2 separate regions of the Homo sapiens genome follow, and region 2 is linked to region 1. The links are chromatin contacts, found by Hi-C in ENCODE. All regions are on one chromosome and are shown on one strand. The core of a region is the stretch at or near the end of the contact, and the rest is flanking DNA. Distances in the headings are between cores, read along the strand shown.

Region 1 (3,721 bases), core at 807-3,306:
GATGACAATATTCCAGTTATTAAACTGGGTGATGGGTTGTACTGCTGTTCTTTATAATTCAATACACATTTTAAATGTTCTTTTGTATTTATTCAATAGGTAATGAAACTTATTAAAACCACATATCAAAAAAAAAAAGAAAAAAGAAAAGCCGGGCAGGCATTCCGTAGGTGGTGAAATGGGGGATGCAAATAATAGGCTGAGGAATTAGCAGGTGCCAAGAATGTGGCAGGAAGACAAAGGGCATGGTTTGTGTGGTGCCCCTGGGGTGGGTTTCTATGGTTTCCTGTGAGCCACGTGGTAGTGAGATAGGACGGACCCTTATGCCACATTTAGGAGTTTGAACTTGAGATTATGGTCTGGAAAGCCATGCATGGTTTTTAAACAAACGTCTCATATGAGTGCATTGGGGCTTTAGAAAGATAACCCGGCTCAGTATTTGGTATGAAAAGAGGCTGGGGAGCTGGCGCGTAGGCCACCACCATGGGCCAGGGACTGCTGAAAGCAGAGGGATTGTCTGCAATAGAGAAGTGGGGGCTGGAATTGCCAGGCAGTGACTGCTCACATAGGGACAGAGCACAGGAGGGCCCAGTCCCGAGGCGCCTAGCTGTTATAAATTCATACTCAGGGTGGGTCGTGAACCACTGGAATTTTAAATGAGGAGTCAGGCTGGAATGGGGAATATGACTTGTTCCATTTGAGATGCGTGGAACACACCATACCAGGTGAACCTGTAACAAAGACAGCCAAGGATGTTTGTAAACAGTTAGGGACGGGGATGAGTAGACTGTCTAGAGCCAGAGACCTGGAGCCATCAGCATCCCGATTCCGAGAGGTTCCATGAGAATGGATGAAACTACACAGAACATCTAGTGGAGGCACAAGGGAAGAAATCCACCTATTTCTGTGGAATTTCCAATATCTGGAGGTAGTAAAAGGAAGAGACAGAGGAGGGCGAGGGGAGAGCGCGCGCGCGAAACGGAGACTGAGACCCAGCCATCAGGGTGTGCTGGGAGAACTGGGGAGACGAGTCTGCCCCTGCGAGTGGACCCAGGGAAGAGGGCGCGGTCTACGCAGAGCCCGAGGCAGGGAAGCGGGAGGGGCCCGGAGAGCAGCCCTGGGTGAGGCCCTTTGGAATGGAGAGGTCTCAGGAGTGAAGCAGCAGCCAGAGGACTGAGAGTGTCTGGAAAGTGAGGAATTGGTTAAAGTAACGCCGGTGGCTGCAACAGAGAGGGGCGTAGGTGAAGAAGCACCCCCAACCCCATCCCATTTGAGAGGAAGCAGACAATGAAGAAGAGAATATGAAAGATACAGAAAGATGAAGGCAGGGGTGGAAAGAACGGAGGGGGGGGACAGGAAGGGAAGGAGAAGGTGCAACCAATAGGCTGTAAGCACAGGGGCAAGCTTGGGCGCCAGGGGAGCAGGGACTCGGCGCCTCCCCGATCTGCCCCAGGCGCCACGGAAATTCCAGGCCCCGCCACCCGCACTCCCGGAGCCTCCTCCGCAGCGGCGGCTCCTCCCACTCGCCCTCCCGGGGCTCCCGCCCAAGCTTCCGGCGCTTCCAAACTCACTGCTCGCGTCACCCCCCGCTCCCATCCGGCAGCAAATCACAGCGCAGCAAATCGCAAGCCTAGAAACAGACGCTCCCTCTCCAGGGGCAGCTTCCTATTCAGGGCGGGTCTGGGCGCACCTGTTCTCGGGACCCGGCCCTCGGCCTTCGCCGGGTCTCGCGGTGGGGCTTGGGACCCCGGCTGGTGCCAGGGCGACCCCCACAGCCCCGCGACTCTCTTTCCCGGCCGCCTCCCGCCGTCATTCTCCTAGTTCCTGCCCGCCTTTGCCTCGCTCTGATTCCTGCTCTGGCCTTCCTCCCTTCCCCTCTCTCACGCACTCCAGGGAAGAGGTGGCCTCCGCGGGAACCTGGGCACCTCCGTGCCTGCCCCGCCCGGTACCTGGCAGAGGCCCCCACCTCCTGCTGCTGCTGCTGCTGCCGCCGCCGCCGCCGCCGCTGCTGCTTTGACTATTCCTCCTTTGTAGATGCTTCACGTCCGCCTTGATTGAGGGCAAGGCTTCCGGCAGATGACTCAGAACCGTTCGATTGCTCTGGCTTGTGCAATCCCTGATTCTTTGGGCCTGTGTGGATGTCTGTGGGCACCGGAGAGAGGGCCAGTGCCTGGTCCTTGGAGGGTGGTTTTTATAAAAAGTGTACACATTGGCTATTGTCCTTTTTTCACCGTTGATTCACGTTTGACTCCACTGTAGTTAGACGTCCACCCAAACATTCTCTGAAATTGCTCCTGATAAGGATACTAATCATTTTCTAATTGCCTTGGCCAAAAAATACATCCCAGGTCTTATTTCATTTTGTTTGTTGGCGACATTTAGCCCTTTCTTCTTTGACCTTCCCAGGATTTCCAGAGCACCCTTCCCTTCTTTCCTGACTCCTTTGCTTGGTATCCTGATTCCTTTCCTACCATTCTAAGCCCTCTTCTTTTCATTATAATATGATCTTCTTGTATGACCTCCACTATATCCATAGGTTCATGTTTCAACTTTTAACTTATTTCTTCAAAATCTCTAACCTGTCTCGAGCCGTAGATGTTACCTGTGTACTACTGGACATCTCTCAGAAACCTGGGTGTGTCCCTCCGCAGTTCTTTTAACTAAATGATCAACAGTCCTGTTACTTCTATCACTTTTGTGTTCCTCCTGTCCATACTCTGTCACCTCTATCATGTCTCATGTCTCTCCTAAACAATTAATTTTCCTACCTACAGTTCTGATCCATGCCAACCTATTGCCTACTCTGAAGTTCAGGTAAACATTCCAATTCTAATTATTTTATACCTCAGTTTAAAATCCTTTATAACATCCTCTTATCCAAAAAGATAAATTAGAAACTATTGAGCAAGGAGTGTAAGCCTCTTCACGTCTTGATTTCTCCCTTCTTTTCTTTAGAGCCATAGCAAATTATTTACATTCCTTCATATCCTCTGTTCATATACATGGGGTTCCTGGCATGCAAGCTTGTCTTTCAAAATTCAGTTCAAATAATGTCTCCTGCAGGAAGCTCTCACAGAGCTCTCCAGTTTGGGAATTCTGCTTTTAAAGATGCACATTCCCACTCTGCACCCCAAACCAATTAAGTAAAGATCTCTTGGAGGAGGGAACCCAGCAGCAGTATTTTGTAAAACTCGCTCAGTGATTTCCCTGTGGAATCCTAAAAGTAACTGTTCCCAAGAACTCTCCTCAATAAGTCTTGGTGCAGGATTCACCCCCATCTTTTCTCCATGACTTTGAAACCCCTCTCTCTAGTGGCTACAGACTCACATTTGAACTGTGCCCAAACTTACCGGCTCTGCCAGTTGAAAATGCCAAGGTCACTTCCCCATTGTGCATCAATTTCTCCTTGTTGGTCAGAACTAGATCCAGACTTTGGGCCCCACTTTGTCCATCCACTCCTTTTCCTCTTTGACCAGCAAAACAGATTAAAAGATGAAAAATGCTTGTTTTCCTCCGTGAAACTTCCAGCAAATGCCTGGTGGTTTGAAGTCCTTTACAAAGGATATAATTTGGCCCCTGGGAGTTTGGTTGTAAACACAGATATCCCATGTAGGAAACACAGTGCGTGCAGGTGCAAAGAGGCACAAGATAGCACCATGAAAACCATGACGTATCCAGGCCTGCAGTGGTACAGATAGTGTGGATGAGGCACTGCAAGACA
Region 2 (3,721 bases), core at 740-3,239, 4.7 Mb before region 1:
AATTTTTTTTTTTTTTTTTTGAAACAGAGTCTTGCTCTGTCGCCCAGGCTGGAGTGCAGTGGCGCGATTTCAACTCACTGCAAGCTCGGCCTCTTGGGTTCATGCATTCTCCTGCCTCAGCCTCCCAAGTAGCTGGGACCACAGGTGTCTGCCACCACGCCCAGCTAATTCTCTGTATTCTTAGTAGAGACGGGGTTTCACTGTGTTAGCCAGGATGGTCTCGATCTCTTGACCTCGTGATCCACCTGCCTCGGCCTCCCAAAGTGCTGGGATTACAGGTGTAAGCCACCGCGCCAGGCCACATCTGGCTAATTTTTTAATTTTTTGTACAGATGGGGTCTCACTGTGTTGACCAGGCTGGTCTCAGACGCCTCACCTCAAGCAATCCTCCTGCCTCAGCCTCCCAAAGTGCTGGGATAATAGGCATGAGCCACCCATGCCTGGGACTTGATCAGTATTTAGATTTCATAAAATTTACAGTTGAAAAAGTAGATTCACATACCTCAGTTGTTCCAACCACATTAAAAAAACTTTCCAATAGCTGAATCGAGTGTCAGTTTTTGAGTTTACTGAAATTAAAAAAAATAAATATTCAGTTATTTCATCACACTAGGCACATTTCAAAAGCTCAATAGCCACATGTGGTTAGTGGCTACACTACTGAAAAGCACAGATCTAGGTCAACTGGCTTTTGTTGTTGTCCACATGTGAACTTAAACTGTAACGCAAATATAAGAGGAAATTATTTCACTTTGCATGCTGTGGAAGACAGAAAACTTTGAAATACATGAGAATGAAAAAAAAAAATTGAATATGGGTCATTCAGAGACCTTGCCAAGAAAGTAGAAAAGCTTCTGTATAAGAGTATCGAGGCGATGGTACTATTATAAAGCTGTTCCACCACCACCGGGAGAACATTCCCATCATTTCAACAGTCCCCTTACGTTTTAGTCTACTTTTTTCTTAAAAAAAAAAGAAAAAAAGGAAAAGAGAAAGAAAAAGAAAAATTGAATCTGTAGAGGGCTTGCGCTGGATACCATGCTGCATGCACAAAGGGGGTGACATTTAGGGCTTGCTCTCAATTAGAGTGCAATTTAATCTTCTAGTCACTAGGAATAACGACGTTTTATGACATTTTTGCCTGTTGGAATTTTGAACCTAAGGTGAACCGGCTGACATCATATCCCCCTTCTGTTGTTGTCACAGGTTTTCAAAATTTGGTTTGATCTAAATTCTCTGGTACCTTATGTCCCATAAAAATTTCATCTAGTTCGTAAGTAGTGATTGCTGCAGTAACCGTCTTATAAAAGTATATGGTTTTTACAAATCATTGTCGTATAGAAGAAAAAACAGGTAGCAATATAAATATTTCATACTACTTTATCTAGTTCCAAAATAATCAGAAAAGAGCCATCAAAAAATATCCTACGCTTAACTTCATGTTCTCAAGTTTCAAGAGAAAGTTTTTAAAGAGGCAATCCTTACTTTGGCAAAAATGCATTAAAGCTTGCTGCATTTAAGAGATGTCCCATTATGCAAACAGGTTGAAAGAATATTACAAATACGTTTTGGAAAAATACGGAGTGTCGCGCAGCTCAGCAATCCGCAGTCTTAATGCGCGCCTCTTTCCAGGAATTTGATCCAGCATCAAAACCCACAGGTGCACTCACCACACGGGAGTAACAAGTAAATGATGTGCCAGTATTCAACCTGCAAGTGCGTCGTCAGAGCCTACCTCACCCTCAGCATAACTTTCACCGGTATTCACCTTCCCGGAAACGCGCCCCAGTGAACCAGCACCGTTTTCCCTAGTAAAGCCCTTAAGCAGGGTTCCCACGCTCCTGGGCGTGGAGGGGGGCACCGAGAGCGCAAAGGATTCTTAAGACATGACTGCGCAGGCGCTGTCGCATGCGCCGCACTCCCCTCGCATGCGCCGCACTCCCGCGCATAGCCGGAGACGGAGACTGGCCGGGTAGCCCCGCCCCCGTAGTTAGCGCGGTGCTTCTCTTCCGCTCCGGGTCGGCTCCGTTTCCCTTTCCGGGCGGGCAGGCGGCGGACCCCAGTGTCTTTATCCCTCTTTTGCACAGTCAGCTTCTGCAGCTCTCCCGGGCTAGCATGGCAGCGTGGAAGAGTTGGACGGCCCTGCGGCTCTGCGCCACAGGTAATGGGGGCTCAGCGGTCGGGACGCTGGCGGGCGCGTGGGACCTGGCCCCGCCGTGGGGCCGGGATTGGACCCGGGTCTGGGGCGAGGCCTGCGGGGTTCGTGGAGATGCCCACCCATTCCCGGCAGCGTCCTGCCGCCCCCGCCGCGCCACCCTGCCTGGCCCTGACGGAGCGGACACCTTGGGGTCCTTCCGCCGCCGCTGTGCCGGACCAATGCTGGACGTGGGAAGGGCGCGCTGCCTTGTGTTTGTGTTTTTCTCATTGTGGCAGAAGTTTCAATAAAGCTTACTCCTTTGATGGGCAAGAAGGATGCCGCCGTCCCAGCTTAACGACCAAATCTTGCCTTGGCTTTAGGTTCCGAGTCTTGTCACGTTTAAGGATTTTTACCACCAGTACTCAAGAGAGGGTGGTCGAGGACAGATCAGGGTCAGGCCGCCGGGATTGTGCGGTGTGAAAAGGACCTGAGTGTGTGTCAGCGGTTCTCAGCTGCCTCCCGTCAGCATGGAGTGCCCTCATTCTCACTGGGGTCCGCTCACTTAACAACCTTTTAGAGCCCACTCTGTGTCAGGCACTGCCGTGTAATAAGTATTAGAGTTGCAGCTCGACTTTCTTCCTACGTATCTATTTGAGGGGAAATATTTTGAATGGCATTTGGAGTTTTTACGGAAGAGGTAATTGCTACTAAAGCAAAAGAAATAAAGAAGAATGCTGTCTATTTGTATTCCAAAAAGATAGGATGGTTAAAAAGAGACGTAAGATGAGAGTGAAAATATGGAGGAAAAAGGAACTGTGTGTATTAGATTTATTGGCTTACCTAGAACTTGGCCGGTCACGATATGGTTGCATACAGACTAAATATTTATTAAATGGATGAACTACCTTTGCTTTTGCATCATTTGCACCCTGGGATGCATCAGTGATGAATTTTTTGGTAGGTTGTGAAAGGTCAAAAACACTTCAGAGATGACTAAGCTTATACGGTATGAGCCAAATAATCAGCATTTATTGTGTACATTTTGTCTTTTTTTTTCAGTTGTTGTACTTGATATGGTCGTCTGTAAAGGATTTGTAGAAGATTTAGATGAATCGTGAGTATACATATATATATTTAAAATATTATTTTAACTGTCCAACTCAGATATCTGAATATTTGCATGTGATTCTAATATTTTAGATTGGAACCAATTTTTATATATCACTCATTTTTTTCACTTGTTGTAAGTGAAGGTGAGGGTGTGCCCAGAAGAGTTTTATTAATAGTTATGAGATCAAAAAACTGTGGCAAACTTTTACATATTCTTTTTTTCCTCATTATCTTACCTTGTATTTATGTCTTTTTCCTTTAATTATATTGAATGGGTGTTAGAATTTGGTAACTGTACTGTATTTATCTTCATAGTATGACAGCATTAATCAGCCTTGCTTATAGTAAGTGAGGAGGTTCACTTCAGACCCAAATTCCTGTGTGTGATCTTTCAGGCTTGACCATAGACAATTGCAAGGCTTTTTCTGGCATAGGGGAAGGTGCCCTCCCTACACCAAACTTGGTGTATAACCG

Evidence for each region. A loop is a pair of places that touch in the nucleus more often than their neighbours do. Pooled maps may share reads with other maps.
Region 2: a pooled map shows a loop between it and region 1 (28-fold over the local background). The contact joins the promoter of TMX3 here to the promoter of SERPINB8 in region 1. A Hi-C loop is called at or near these places in 8 of 50 pooled maps.

The regions. Positions count from the first base shown.
Region 1 is chr18:63,968,416-63,972,136 of GRCh38, reverse strand. It overlaps SERPINB8 (serpin family B member 8), which reads right to left and starts at 2,056. Exons shown (of 7, transcript NM_002640.4): 1 at 1,967-2,056. LOC105372165 (a long non-coding RNA gene) reads left to right here and starts at 1,633. Exons shown (of 3, transcript XR_935576.3): 1 at 1,633-2,814. It also overlaps a transcript of HMSD not described here. RefSeq lists silencers at 1,355-1,574, 1,645-1,704, 1,715-1,914 and enhancers at 1,388-1,682, 1,975-2,144, 2,175-2,224.
Region 2 is chr18:68,713,376-68,717,096 of GRCh38, reverse strand. TMX3 (thioredoxin related transmembrane protein 3) reads left to right here and starts at 1,989. Exons shown (of 16, transcript NM_019022.5): 1 at 1,989-2,161; 2 at 3,197-3,251. The coding sequence starts at 2,116. It also overlaps a transcript of CCDC102B not described here. RefSeq lists an enhancer at 1,662-1,731 and silencers at 1,932-2,061, 2,242-2,341.